Linked DNA regions of Homo sapiens: region 2 is linked to region 1. A link is a contact called in ENCODE Hi-C or POLR2A ChIA-PET data. All regions are on one chromosome and are shown on one strand. Each heading gives the region's core, a stretch centred on a gene start or an enhancer-like site at or near the end of the contact. The rest is flanking DNA. Distances are from core to core; before and after follow the strand shown. Region 1 has its middle 26 kb from the start of PLIN2. Region 2 overlaps ACER2 (alkaline ceramidase 2).

Region 1 (7,722 bases), core at 3,809-6,308:
AGCCCTTGAGGTCTCCTGCTTTCTTTTCCGGCCAAGCACACTTCAGGAAGAAAGCCATAATTGTTCTGACAAAACGTTCTGTTCAACCAGAATGAACTCAAAATGGAATTCTGGGAACTCAGGCAAACAACTATTGCCAATCAGGTTGCTGCCAGCCAACTCCAAGAACAGTCTAGAAGTAAGAGCCTGCTGATTGCTCTGCCTCCTCCCACCCTATGTCAAATGGTGTCGTGCTGACAGCTGACAATGTCTCCATTCTCCTGATGACACCATTTCAAAAGACTTAAACCATCTCCTCCTTTGACCAGCATGTGTGGGTTTATGACGTTCCTTGCCAAGCCACAGGGTAATCTGCAAATGGTAATTCTCCTGGCCTGAGTAAGTTCCCAGAACCCCTAGGTTGGCCATATAATTACAAACTCCAGAGCATTAATAAAGACAAGGAAAAGTGAAGTGGCTGGCTCATGCCCATAATCTCAGCACTTTGGGAGGCTGAGGCATGAGGATTCTTGAGCCCAGAAGTTCCAGACCAGCCTGGGCAACATAGTGAAACCTCATCTGTATAAAAAAATACAATAATTAGCCAGGTACGGTGGTGTGTGCCTGTAGCCTGTAGTCCCAGCTACTAAAGAGGCTGAGGTGGGAAGATCGCTTGAGCCGGGTTGCAGTGAGCCGGGATCAGGCAACTGCACTGTGGCCTAGGTGACAGAGCAAGACTGTCTCAAGACAAAAAAAGAAAGAAGAAAAGTGGAGTGGACAATGGAGGAGGACAAATTATTTTACAAAGAACAACAACAACAAAAATACCTTGAAATCTTCATAAACACTAAATAGCCAGGCATGGGCCAGGCATGGTGGCTCACACCTGTAATCCCAGCACTTTGGGAGTCTGAGGTGAATGGGTCACTTGAGGTCAGGAGTGTGAGACCTGCCTGGCCAACACGGTAAAACCCTGTCTCTACTAAAAATACAAAAACTAGGGCCCGGCATGATGGCTCACACCTGTAATCCCAGCATTTTGGGAGACTGAGGCAGTTAGATTACCTGAGGTCAGGAGTTTGAGATCAGCCTAGCTAACATGGTGAAACCCCGTCTCTACTAAATATACAAAATTAGCTGGGCGTGGTGGCGCACGCCTATAATCCCAGCTACTGGGGAGGCTGAGGCAGGAGAATTGCTTGAGACGGGGAGACAGAGTTTGCAGTGAGCCAGGACTGCTCTCCAGCCTGGGCGACAGTGAGACTCCGTCTCAAAAAAACAACAACAAAAACCAGCTGGGCGTAGTGGTGCACACCTGTAATCCCAGGGCTTGGGAGGCTGAGGCAGGAAAATTGCACGAACCTGGGAGGCAGAGATTGCAATAAGCTGAGATTGCCCCACTGCACTCTGGCATGGGCAACAGAGTGAGACTCCGTCTCAATAATAATAATAAATAGCCAGGCATGGTGGCATGTGCCTGTTGTCCCAGCTACTCATGAGGCTGAGGCAGGCAGATCACTTGAGCCCAGGAGTTTAAGAGTGATCATAGGAGATCACAGTGCTGTCATGCACTATGATCACACCTGTAAATAGCCACTCACTTCAGCCTAGGCAACACAGTGAGAAGCTGTCTTTCTCTCTTTTTCCTTTTTTTTGCGGGGCAGACAGGATCTCACTCTGTCACCCAGGCTGGAGTGCAGTGGTACGATCTCAGCTCACTACAACATCTACCTCCCAGGTTCAAGCGATTCTTCTGCCTCAGACTCCCGAGTATCTGGGAGTACAGGCATGCACCATCATACCCAGCTAATGTTTTGTATTTTTAGTACAGACAGAGTTTCACCATGTTGACCAGGCTGGTCTTGAACTCCTGGCCTCAAATGATCCACCTGCCTCGGCCTCCCAAAGTGCTGGAATTACAGGTGTGAGCCAGTGTGCCTAGCCAATTGTTATTTCTATGCCTATGTAATATGCCACACAGAATCACATGTATATGAAAATATTTTTAATAAAGTATTCAAAATGATAAGCTAGTAGGAAAAAAAGATTTGCCTATCTAATGACTCAAGTTGAAATGAATTTCTGAAAACAAAGACAATATATTGCAGTGATTACAAGCATACCTACAATCACCCAGATCTATGTTTGATGACAAAATAGTATTCAACTTGTAGGAAATGCCTCTAAGAGAAAATGGGAAGGAGCCAGGAGAGGCTGGCAGGCCCATCAGACTGCGATGCAGGCCTCAACCCAAGTGAAGAAGAGAGGAAAGGAGAGAAGGGTGGGTAGAAGCACGTTACATTATAGTGTACTCTAAAGAAATTTCAGTGAGGCTGTGGGAGCACCCCAGTCATCAGAGGAGTCCCATATCTCCAAAGTATCACCCTGCCTTAATATCCCTGCCACACTCTGTCACTGGCTGAGAGTAGCCCATGGGTGTGTGGCCTCAGCTCACATGTGGTGATGGAATTCAGAAGGCAGCAGGGGCCCTCAGTCAATTGCTCCCCGCAGTTAGAAGGATATCTGAGCGGTGTATCTCATGGTCACCACACTCAGTTTTCCCCTTTAGTAAGACAGGACAAAATCCTTGCCCACTTGCCATCCAGAGAAATTGGATGACTCAGAGAAGGTAATGTCTGTAAACACTTTGTAAACTTTAAGTATGGAACAGGTAAAATATTCCTTACACAGGACTATGACCCAGTCGTGATGTGTAGCTCTTCACTCCCTATCTCTGTCTACATCCTTTAACACACACCTATGAGACCTCCAGTCTGCCTCTGGCTACCCAACCTAGATACTTCCTGAGCTCAGCCCTGTCTGGAACGCAGGAATGGAAAATACAGTCCTTTGGGTCATAGCTAAAAATGTCCTCAAATAGATCCAGCCAGCTGGCTGTGCATAGGTCAATTCAACCTCATTATGTACCACTTCAATGAAGCTGGACATTGACCTCTTTGATAACCAAGGGCCATGCACAGCAAATTCTGCAACTTAATGATTAAACTGCTTAGAAGAGAGGCAAACTATTAGACTTTGAGAGCTCTACGTTTTTATTTTGATTTTATTTATTTATTTATTTTGAGATGGACTCTTGCTCTGTCTCCCAGGCTGGAGTGCAGTGGTGTAATCTTGGCTCACTGCAACCTCTGCCTCCCAGGTTCAAGCAATTCTCCTGCCTCAGCCTTCTGAGTAGCTGGGATTACAGGTGCTTGCCACCACACCTGGCTAATTTTTCTATTTTTAGTAGAGATGAGGTTTCACCATGTTGGCCAGGCTGGTCTCGAACTCATGACCTCAAGTGATCTGCCTGCCTTGGCCTCCCAAAGTGCTGGGATTACAGGTGTGAGCCACCATACCTGGCCATAATTTTATTTATTTTTGAATAGGTAATACTTACACATGATCTGATATGCAAAACCTACAAAAGATAATACAGTGAAAAGCCTCCCTTCCATTCTGTCTTCTACTCACAAAGTTCCCCCTTGCTGGAGGCAATCAATGCTATCCTTTCTTTTCTTTTCTTTTCTTTTCTCTTTTTGTTTTTTTTTTTGAGACAGAGTCTCTGTCTGTTGCCCAGGCTGGAGTGCAGTGGCGATATCTCGGCTCACTGCAACCTCTGCCCCCCGGGTTCAAGCAATTCTCCTGCCTCAGCCTCCTGAGTAGCTGGGACTACAGGCGCATGCCACCACACCTGGCTATTTTTTTTTGTATTTTAGTAGAGACGGGGTTTCACTGTGTTGCCTAGGCTGGTTGCAAACTCCTGAGCTCAGGCAATCCACCTGCCTCGGCCTCCCAAATTGCTGGGATTACAGGCGCGAGCCACCGCACACAGCCAATGCTAACTTTTTCTTATGTATCCTTTCAGAAATATATATATATATATATATATATATAATTATTTTTTTTTTTTGGTATGTTGTCTCTCTCTGTTGCCCAGGCTGGAGTGCAGTGGTGCGATCTCGGCTCACTGCAACTTCTGCCTCCCGGGTTCAAGTGATTCTCCTGCCTCAGCCTCCTCAGTAGCTGGGATTACAGGCGCCTGCCACCACACCTGGCTAATTTTTGTATTTTTAGTACAGACAGGGTTTCACCATGTTGGCCAGGCTGGTCTTGAACTCCTGACCTCAGGTGATCTGCCCGCCTCGGCCTCCCAAAGTGCTGGGATTACAGGCGTGAGCCACCGCGCCCAGCCCTCAGAAACATTTTATGTGTATTTCTGCCTCCAAAATAATTTCTAAAATTGCTAAAAGAATGTCCCTTAGAGAGTAACTAGTGTTCAGACTGGGCTAATGTTATTTACATTCCTCTATTTTACTCTAATGTATCTAATTTCAACCTTATTTGGAGGCATATTTTTTCAACATTTCACTCTGAAGATTTTTCAAACATACAGGAAAGTTGAAAGAATTGTTCAGTGGGGCCAGGTGCAGTGGTTTACGCCTCTAATCCCAGCACTTTGGGAGGCCAAGGTGGGCGGATTACTTGAGGTCAGGAGTTTGAAACCAGCCTGGCCAACATGGAGAAACCCCGTCTCGACCAAAACTACAAAAATTAGCTGGGTGTGGTGGCAGGCACCTGTAATCCCAGCTACTCGGGAGGCTGAGGAAGGAGAATCACTTGAGCCCCAGAGGTGGAGGCTGCAGTGAGCTGAGATCACACCACTGCACTCCAGCCTGTTAGACAGAGCAAGACTCCATCTCAAAAAAAAAAAAGAAAGAAAGAAAAGAAAAGAAAGAAAGAATTGTTCAGTGAACACCCACACTCCCACCACCTAGATTCTGCAATGACTAATTTGCTACATTTACTTTAGGTATTGCTATTATTATTCTCATTTTACCGCTGATGAAACTGTGTCTTGTTGCAAAAGCTTCTAATGGTATCTTGCTTAATCTTTTTTTTTTTTTTAATTATTCCAGCATTTCAACCAAGGTCCAAAGAGATTAACGTTCCCTGAGAAGAATTTCAATCCAGTTTCTTGTGTCCGAATATGGTCTGTAGATAAGGCCCAAAGAACACAAGTTCTCTTTTTCACTTGTAATTGCGCCATCCTTTGGCCCTTATCATTCCACGTGGTGCTGTTCTCCCTAACAGTTTAACCTCCCTCAGCTGACCTCCTTCTTCTTGAAAGCATGGTAGCTTTTAGGCATGTGAGGGAAGCAGACCAGGCATCCCAGCTGACTCATCTGTTTTTATCTCAACAGCCTACATGGACAACCACTTTTCTACTCACAGTGTGTGGTTCACAGACCAGCCGAATTACATCATAAATGCACAGTATCAGGCCCACCCAGACCTATAGAATGAGAATCTGCCATTTCACAAGATGTCCAAGTGATTCCTATGCACATGCCACATCATTACAGTCTCACTTCAGCCATGGTTAAAAGGAGCCCAATGTGATTTACTGGTCATACGTGGAAAAAAAAAAAAGAGTAGTTCATGACATTTTTCTTGATCAGCCATGGTAACTCATGTCTGTAATCCTAACACTTTGGGATGCCAAAGTGGGATGATCACTTGAGGCCAGGAGTTCAAGTCCAGCCTGGGCAACATAGCAAGACTATAAAGAAAAATAAAGACATTTATCTTTAAAACAACCTTTCCTTCTTCTTGTTTTTACATCTCATTTGCCTCTTTACTCCCTTTCTTCACAACCTGTAATTCCACTTATTGAGCCTGCTGTGTATGCTACGTATGAGGAACATTATTGCTAACCCTCAGAGGTTTACAGAAGATGTTTTATTCCTAATTTACAGATGAGGCTCAGAGGATTAGAAATCCACCTAATATTAAACAGCTGTAAATATTAAGTATGTTCTTTTCCAAGACCTACTGCTCTCTTTCTACTGTAAAACAATGTATTTCCAAACTCTGGCAATTGTCTCAGCCTAGACGTTTCCCACTAGGGCCAGAGAGCTTATGTCTGCCTGTCATCAAAGGCTTGTGGACTTGTCTCTCTCTCAAGCCTCTTTCTCATGTCTTGTTCACTACTAGTTGACCTGGATCTTGTTCTTTTAGCTCCCAGGCATCAACCAGGTGTTCTATAATCTAAGAACTTAGGTAACACCTGTGCATTGTAATGATAGCCTCCTACAGATGGTGAGAGGAGGTGGGAGTGAGAAGATGACAGACAGGTGAAGAAATATTTGGCGAGGTAGGATGCACTCTGCCAGGGCATGCCCCATTTCAACCTAAATAAAGAGCTCAAATAGCTGTTGTGCATATGGTATCTTGCTAATGCCTATGCTGGGTACAGAGATCTATAAAATGTAATTCCTGCCCTTAATAAGGATAATTAATCCAGCAGGGGAGCTAGAACATGCACACATAAAAGCCCCATGAACAAAGTACAGCAGGAACATAGAAGAGAAGCTGCTTCTGGGTGGTGAAATAGATGATTACAAAGAGCATGGGATGGGAGGCAGAGAGCCTCTCAGGCAAGGGGAGAATGTGCAGAAACAGAAGGAAGGAAAAGCACCTTTGGGGAGTCTCCTGCACAGAGCCCAGGGTGGCTGATGGAGAAGGTATGTTAGATTAAGGGGGAAGCTTGGGAATGCCTCATAGGGAGTCACTGAAGGTTGATAAGTAATGTGATCAGAAGTGGGCAGTTCGGTTACTACTTTGGCAGAGAATGTGGCTCAGAGCAGACAGTGACTAGATTGAGCAAGGTGACAGATTCATACCTAGAATGAAACTCAGAGAACAGGTAGACAAGCAGCTTTCAAACTTTTTGGCCCTGAAACCCTTTGTACAAATGAAATGTTAGTCAGCCATTGTAAACAAATAGATTAAAGCTAAATTACTCTGGTTGGAATAAGTGGGAGGGAAGAACTGAGTTCTTTCCTTCCTCTCATTTCTTTCTTTCTCTCCAAGTGGATTCTGAAGGGGCTTCTTGTTTGAAAATCAATGATCAAAGGGCTTAGCAAACCACAACCAGCTCCTGCCTGCCACCTGCTTTTGCAAATAAAAACCTATGGGGATACAGCTATGCCTCTTTGATTTCATATTGTCTCTGCCTGCTTTCATGTTACAATGACCAAGCTGAATAATCAGGACAGGGAAACCCCATGGTCCACAGAATTGAAAGTATTTGCTATCTGGCCCTTTAAAGACAAGGTTTGCCAACCTACCATCTAGGGCTTTATTACAATGCACAGGTGTTACCTATGTTCTTGGTCTGTGGTCTAAGTGTCATCCTTAGACACCAGCACACATTGTCCCTCTGTGCACAGATAGCTCAGGGTGGTGAAGGTTGATTTAGGAGTCATTGACAGCCAGGCGCGGTGGCTCATGCCTGTAATCCCAGCACTTTGGGAGGCCGAGGTGGGCGGATCACCTGCAGTCAGGAGTTCGAGACCAGCCTGACCAAAATCCAACATGGAGAAACCCCGTCTCTACTAAAAATACTAAATTAGCTGGGCATGGTGGCACATGCCTGTAATCCCAGCTACTCGGGAGGCTGAGGCAGAAGAATCACTTGAACCCGGGAGGCAGAGGTTGCGGTGAGCCGAGATCACACCATTGCTCTCCAGCCTGGACAAAAAGAGTGAAACTCTGTCCACCCCCCCACCCCCCCGAAAAAAAAAAAGGAGTCATTGCCTTGGAATTAGGAGTTAGGAGTTGTGTGAGATGGCTTATGATCAAGAGAGAGGGTCCAGAGAGAAAAGAAAGGAGGTTCTGAGAAAACCTTCAGTAATGGCTAGATTTAGAGAACAGGCTGAGGGAATCATAGGAGAAATC
Region 2 (7,722 bases), core at 2,065-4,564, 300 kb after region 1:
TTTCCACTTTTGCAAACACTTTATAATGAACATCTAGATTGATTTGAGTTTCTGAATATTTTCATATGTTAAATTAATATTATATATTGCTAAATCCAGAGAAACTGTACCATTAACACTGTTTACTGAAGTCTGTAAGAGAGCATTTTTTACCCACACTTTCACATATACTGGAAACTCTTAAATCTCCATTAACCTGTTTGAGAAAAATTATATTTTGTTTTTATTATTATGTCTTTTTAAAAAATTAGTATTTTTGTTGGGCATCTTTTCAAATGTCAATTTGTGATGTGTATTTCCCCTTTTAATTTTCTTTGTCTGGTCTATTGAGTGTTTCTATTTTTAAAAGTTCATATCAGCCGGGCGTGGTGGCTCACGCCCGTAATCTCAGCACTTTGGGAGGCCGAGGCAGGTGGATCACCAGGTCAGGAGATCGAGACCATCCTGGCTAACACGGTGAAACCCCGTCTCTACTAAAAATGCAAAAAATTAGCCGGATGTGCATGTAGTCCCAGCTATTTGGGAGGTTGAGGCAGGAGAATCGTTTGAACCTGGGAGGCGGAGATTGAAGTGAGCTGAGATTGTGCCACTGTACTCTAGCCTGAGCAACAGAGTGAGACCCCGTCTCCAAAAAATAAAAAATAAAACAGTTTATATTCAGCATCTAGGCTTGGCACATAGTAGACAGTCATTACTAGCTACGTAACTATGTGCCACTTATGCATATTTGCAACATTTTCACAAGTACAGAGAATAATACATTGAACCCCCATATAGGCAACACCCAGATTCCATAACTATCAACACGAGGCCAATCTGGTTCATACCATTCTCACCTACTTCCCACCCTGACCCTGATTAATTTCTTTAGTGTTCTTTGTATGTAGGGATTTAAACTTTGTCATATGGTACAAATATTCCCTGCCCCCCTGCAGTTTCTCATTTGTCTTTCAGTATATTAATATTTTTGTGCCATACTGGTTTTAAACTTTCATATTGTCACATCTGTTAATCTTTTCTATAGGATTTCTGGATTTTGTGTAATTTTTAAAAAGATCCCCTCCTCCCCAACATCAAAGTTTATAAAAATATTGTCTTTGGGCTGGGCGCAGTGGCTTACGACTGTAATCCCAGCACTTTGGGAGGCCGAGGCAGGTGGATTACCTGAGGTCAGGAGTTCAAGACCAGCCTGGCCAACATGGTGAAACCCCCTCCCTCTCTACTAAAAATACAAAAATTAGCTAGGTGGGCCTGGTGGTGGGTGCCTGTAATCCCAGCTACTTGGGAGGCTGAGGCAGGAGAATTGCTTGAACCCAGGAGGCAGAGGTTGCAGTGAGCCGAGATTGCACCATTGCACTCCAGCCTGGATGACAGGGTGAGACTTCATTTAAAAAAAAAAAAAAAAAAAAAGGATTACATGCTTTTAAATGGTCTATTGTTCGATAAAGTTTAATATAAATTTAAAACTTTGTACAGGTACAGTGAGGATAAATTTTTTAAAATTTCCACTAAACTGCAAAAGTGGTTTAACCAACATAAAATTATTCCTGATGAAGGACATAAAATATCTGTAACCAGTTGTTAAAGTGAGAAGGTGGGTTCTAATCAGATGTGCTCAGTTACTTCCATCTTAGCATCTCTGTTGTAAATCCTTGGGCCTCAGTCTTCTTGTTTGAGGCCCAAAGGCATTTATTTGCACATTTGTTCCTATTATCCAGCAGGACTATTTAAGAACATTCTAAAACGGGTCCCAAATTGCTGAAGATTTATCATCCTGCTATTCCAGGGATTGTTGGTAATCTTCATCCTTTCCTAATTAGAAGAGGCCCCTGGGCTGCAACTACAGTCAGCAAGGTGCGTGGGTTAGACCGGAAGAAGGAGCAGGCTAAACTCAGGGCAGCGGAGTCTTCATGCTCATCAGGTTCTCACCTCTTGTCTCCCTCTGCAGGCACATCCTCATCTGCCTTGCTGCCTACCTGGGCTGTGTATGCTTTGCCTACTTTGATGCTGCCTCAGAGATTCCTGAGCAAGGCCCTGTCATCAAGTTCTGGCCCAATGAGAAATGGGCCTTCATTGGTGTCCCCTATGTGTCCCTCCTGTGTGCCAACAAGAAATCATCAGTCAAGATCACGTGATGGCAAGATGGTGGCTGGCTTCTCTGCTTATCGCCCCTCATGCAGTGGGCTTCCTTTGCTAGGAAGACAGCCAAGGGAGTTCGAATAGTTGGGGTGTGGGCTATCTTTTCAAAAATCTATTTGCTGGGGCTCTTAATTTCTTTAGTGTTCTTTGTATGTAGGGATTTAAACTTTGTCATATGGTACAAATATTCCCTGCCCCCCTGCAGTTTCCCATTTGTCTTTCAGTATGTTAATATTTTTGTGCCATACTGGTTTTAAACTTTCATGTTGTCACATCTGTTAATCTTTTCTTTAGGATTTCTGGATTTTGTGTAATTTTTAAAAAGGTCCCCTCCTCCTCCCTAATGTGTCTGTGGACCACCTGGATTCCACTGTACAAGGGGAAAAGTGTCTATTCCTTTCCCAAAGATGGAAAATGGAGGGCTTAGGGACACTAGATGCATCTTTCTCAGCATCACTTCCAGATGCAGTGACTTGTTGGGCTGCGTCCTTAATGGCCATGGCAGAGCAGTCCCTTGGGGGATCCAGCCCTGTACAATGCATCTCTTCCTGGAGAAAGCTGGCCTGCTCCAGACCCCACCATTCCCAGGCGCCCTTGGAGTGGACTCTACTGATGACAGACAGACCCTCTGAGAGACAAGACCCTCTGACTCTGTGATGGAAGATGCCAGAGATTTTCCTTTGGGGTAATTGTCCTTAAACAAAACCAAACAGATGAAACACACACAGGACTTGTGGCTAAAAAGGCTAGTTTTTCACTTGCATTTCTCAACTAACCCAGGTTTTACATGCATCTGTGAATCCTTTTACTACTACCTCTGTGGAGAGATGGAGAGACTTCAGATAAACGTGAAGCTAATGAGTAAAACCCTCTCTGCCAAAACCTACACTCCACTTTAGGCCCTTCTTGAAGATGAGCACAATTTTTAAATACTGAGCACAATTTTTAAATACTGACATCACTTCCTCTTCCCCCTCCCACCCCAGCTCAGCAGCCTCAAATCTACAGAGAAGAAGAATTATGGCATGAACATTCCCACAGACCCACCATCTTTAAGACTTGACCTCTGTAAGTTTACCAAAGGGCTCCTCACAATTGTGGTGGGGGTTCTGGTTCAAAATTTGGAGCAAACATGAAGTTTTTGGAAACGTTTTCTCATTTGAAGCCTCCAGTATGCTGTACTATTCTGGAAATTACCTTCAAGAGTCTCACTTCTTGTTTCTGTTGTGTTTTCTGTGGGCATCATGTTCTTCACGCTTGCAGTAGAAGGTGCTTTCTCGGTTTCCCAGAGTATCCAACGGCTCACCTTTCTCAAGTGCTGGCAGTAGCTATGCACTCACGGGCTGGTTTGGGTCGCTGGTGCAGCAGCGCAAATCTGTTGCCTTCTGAATTTTTCTCACCTAATGTGACACTGGCTACAATGAATCTTCTCTTCATCGGGCTGAATGAAAGATTCAAGAACCATCTTCAAGGTGCATGGTGGGAATTATCAACCTCAGGGATACTCATTTTAACTCAGGCGTGTCCTGCTTTGTAACATTCCATTGTTGGGAGAGGGCAGGACAGGTGTGTTCTTCTGTGGGCAGGAGTCATGTCACTGTCCTACATATGTAAGAGTTGGGAAGGTGACGATTTTTGACACATCCAGGAACTCTTACTCTAGTTAGAATTTGTACCAGATCCAAGGTGAAAACCCCAATAAGCAACTGAATTTAGAGTTTAAAAATGAATGACTTTATGCTACATCTGTGGTTATCAAATTATATAGGTTGTTGAGAAGCAGAACGCTGTTTGTAGTAAGAAATCTTTGTGGAACCCCAGTGTGTGAAGTAAATTGTATGTTATTAAATTTATTTAAGGTTAAATTTATGGCATTTACTTAATAATATATGAGGTGGTGAAAATGCAAATTAACAAATTGGTAATTTCCAAGGTAGAAAAATTAGGTGTTGAATGAATGTATATGTTGGTTTATTATAGTTTTATATATATATAGAGAGAGTGTTTTGTTTTTGAGTCAGGGTCTTGCTCTATTACCCAGGCTGGAGTGCAGTGGTGCAGTCATGACTCACTGTAGCCTCTGTCTCCCAGGCTCAAGTGATCCTCTCACCTCAGCCTCCCCAGGAGCTGGGAGTACTGGTGCGTGCCTCCACTCCCAGCTAATTTTTGTATTTTTTCATAGAGATGGGGTTTCACCATTTTGCCCAGGCTGGTCTCAAACTTCTGGGCTCAAGAGATTCGCCCGCCTCGGCCTCCCAAAGTGCTGGGAATAGGCATGAGCCGTCACGCCTGGCCTAAAAAATATTTTTAAAATGATCTTTGAATTAAATATTCGTAGAATTTCTAATGTATCTCTTTGAGACCTAGGAGGTTGATGGAACAGAACTGCTGTTAAGTCCTTTGGGTTTCAAGTCTAGAATTTTTTAAAGGCAAATATCAGCTCATTCTTATTTTAGATTGACCTTATCAGGCATGGATTCTGGTCTCATCTACTTTATGGTATAAATGCTCCAAGGTAGGGGGTTTGGTATATATTTTAAGCCCGGCTTTTTTTTTTTTTTTTTTTTTTTTTTTTTTAATGTGAGAAGCAGAATGTGCTTCTAGAAACTGGTTTTAAAGAGATGAGCTGAGAAAGAAATGTGGAATGGAGTATATTTGAGGAGGACAAAACATAACTTCACTTTTGAACAGAAATCACTCTAGCTTGCCAGCATGGGATGTAAACCAAGAGAGTAGAAATATACCCATCTTATTTTAAGTTGGGTTTATGGCATCGCTCATATATGTAAAAGCACTACAAACTCTTTAAAGAAAATTGGGAAACTACAGAGAAGTCAAAGAAAAAAAAAAGTAACCCATATTTCTATTGCCCAGGTATAATCCTTGTTAATATTTTGGTTTGGTCTCCTCTTTTTTCCCCCAATATAGTTGTAAATAAATGATGTCTTTCAGAGTTGACATTTATCCTGTAGCTTGAATGGCATGTAAATGCCAGTTGTATATTTTTTCATGAAGTGTAGGTTTGGAATACACTAGAGTTAGCTATATGCTTGAATGCTGATCACTGGATTCTGAGACTGACTACTGAGTCTACCTTTTTAATCAAGCCTAACATGAATGGGCTCCAAAAAGTAATGAATGTAATTGTACTTTTTGATGTGCCTCTGCACTTGGCTTGGTGAGTCATCATAAATAGCTGTTAAATATGTGACTTTACAGATTTTGATATGTTCAGATTGTAAAAAATGAATAGTTTATTTCATTAATTGATGGGCAGTCAAGAATCTCCCTCCCTTCAGTAGGGCTGACACTTAGGAGTTAGGTCATGGTTGTGGTTACTTGGCATGGCTAATCAGATTTTGTTCTGGTCAGAATTTGCCCAAGATCAATACCCAGCAGAAACTGGAGTTAGGCTATAAAAAACCATTCATGTTTCCGAGTGATCATTTCAGTCAGCGATTCATGTTTTACAGTGTTTAGTTGTTGATTATTAGAAAAAGTAATATTTTCTTCCCTTTATGATTACATCATTATAAATCAAGTCCTTCCATGAACACATTTAAGGTGTGTGGAGATGAGATCTCTGAATCCATTTGGGGATGGGCTGCATTTTTGGGGAACTCTATGCCTGTCCAGTGAAGAGTGCCTAAAACATTAATTATAGATCAAAGATGTTCTGTTGAGGGACAAAGCTTGATGGTCATCAAACACAAGGCTTTGTAAAAATACGACCACCTATTCCACTTACTGGATCTGTCAGGTGTGTAAAACTTCTCTCGCCAGTTCATCATGCTTCCATGAGCCCTCAGGACTGGGATTTGAGCCTTCCTGGCTCTTTATCCCTTGGGGCAGACATGGAACCATCTCTGAGGGACCAGGTGGATGCTGAAGCTCACCCAGTCAGGGCCCCTCTCCTAGCTCCTTTTACACTGAAATTAATCTGAAAGCTTTCATAGCCAAGGCTTTGCCTAGGTGCTATTATTCCAGCTGGCCAAAGAGAAGTCTTGGGCCAGATTGGGATTCTCAATGGATTTTATAGACATAATTCCCCTGCAAACTTAAAAAAATAAATAACCCCTACTTTATAGGACTAATTGTTTGAATTGTATCTTTCTCTGTATGTTAAACCAGATTTAAAACTATTTTATAACCACAATATGTAATCAGAGCAATATAGTGTTTTCAGATATATACCTTGTTTTATACCTTATGTAGGTGTCCTACATAAGGGTGGCATGCCCACTGGCTGTGGTAAAATTTAATCCTCATTGCTTTGGGAGTGACTTAAGGCCTTTTGAAGTGGAGCTTTTGCACTTTATACTTTTTCTGTGAACTATGATAACTATATTTGATATTAAAGCTGTAAGTGGCATTTTCAGCAAATGAATATGTACATGTTTGTGTCTATTTCCAAAATGATTTCTGAACTATCTGCAGTGAAAATGTATCTGATGGATTGTAGAGCAAAGCACATTGCCTAAATTCATTTGTTAATGAATTGGGTACCATTGTTATTAAAAATGCGTAAAGTAATTGTTGTTCCTTGTTGGTTTCTTCTCAGAGCTGTGAAATTAACACATGAAAATATTTCCAGCATAAAATACCTAAGAACAGTTTATTTTTACTAAAACTTCTATAGTCATGTCATATAGATATAAATCTCAAATATAGGCCTGGTGCGGTGGCTCGTGCCTGTAATCCCAGCACTTTGGGAGGGGAAGGTGGGTGGATCACCTGAGGTCAGGAGTTCGAGACCAACCTGGCCAACATGGCGAAACCCCGTCTCTACTAAAAAAAATACAAAAATCAGCTGGGCATGGTAACTCGCACCTGCAGTCCCAGCTAGTCAGGAGGCTGAGGCAGGAGAATCACTTTCACCTGGGAGGCGATGGTTGCAGTGAGTCAAGGTTGCACCAATGCCCTCCAGCCTGGGTGACAGAGCGAGACTCTGTCTCAAAAAAAAAAAAAAAACCCAAAAATCTCAAATATAGAATACAGTTCATTTATGCTGGATTTCATCAAATCACTAGAAGGAAGATCGTGACATTTTAAAATCATAAATTTAGCAGGAAAATTTTTACCTACTTCTTTTAATTTTCTGTGGCAGTTTTTTAAACTGAAAGGACTCACAGATCATCAGATTTAGAAGAATAGTCTGGGCACAGTGGCTCATGCCTGTAATCCTGGCACTTTGGGATGCTGAAGTGGGTGTATCGCTTGAGCTCAGGAGTTCAAAACCAGCCTGGGCAACATGGTAAAACCCTGTCTCTACCAAAATTACAAAAATTAGCCAGGTGTGGTGATACACACCTGTAGTCCCAGCTACGCAGGAGGCTGAGGTGGGAGGATTGCTTGAGCCTAGGAGGCAGAGGTTGCAGTGAGCAGAGATCGTGCCACTGTGCTCCAGCCTGGGCCAAACAGTGAGACCATTTATCAAAAAGAAAAAAAAAAAAGAAAAATCGTAAGAGAAGAAAGACTGGATAAGCATTATCTGTATCATTACAGTGGGTTTTTAGACTTTTTTTTTTTTTTCTGGCAGAGGTGAGGGGACAAGGAGTGGCCCCATAGTTGTTTGGCAATATA

The links. A loop is a pair of places that touch in the nucleus more often than their neighbours do. ChIA-PET counts read pairs that join two places held with the same protein, here RNA polymerase II (POLR2A). Pooled maps may share reads with other maps.
Region 2: a loop to region 1 is called in a pooled map, with 2.5 times the contacts of the local background. The contact joins two enhancer-like sites. A Hi-C loop is called at or near these places in 8 of 50 pooled maps. POLR2A ChIA-PET finds 5 or more read pairs at or near these places in 5 of 52 experiments (GM12878, H1, OCI-LY7 and 2 more).

Annotation. Positions count from the first base shown.
Region 1 is chr9:19,149,198-19,156,919 of GRCh38, forward strand. No RefSeq gene overlaps it. Among named protein-coding and RNA genes, the nearest start is that of PLIN2, 26 kb to the left of the region's middle. RefSeq lists a cis regulatory region at 4,873-5,461. Within about 2 kb of position 5,059, at least 8 of the 41 ENCODE cell types and tissues checked have a DNase peak (open chromatin) inside an H3K27ac peak, as active enhancers do.
Region 2 is chr9:19,448,502-19,456,223 of GRCh38, forward strand. ACER2 (alkaline ceramidase 2) reads left to right here. Exons shown (of 6, transcript NM_001010887.3): 6 at 1,949-4,004. The coding sequence ends at 2,135. Among named protein-coding and RNA genes, the nearest start is that of MAP1LC3BP1, 11 kb to the right of the region's middle. RefSeq lists an enhancer at 3,265-3,484. Within about 2 kb of position 3,315, at least 2 of the 41 ENCODE cell types and tissues checked have a DNase peak (open chromatin) inside an H3K27ac peak, as active enhancers do.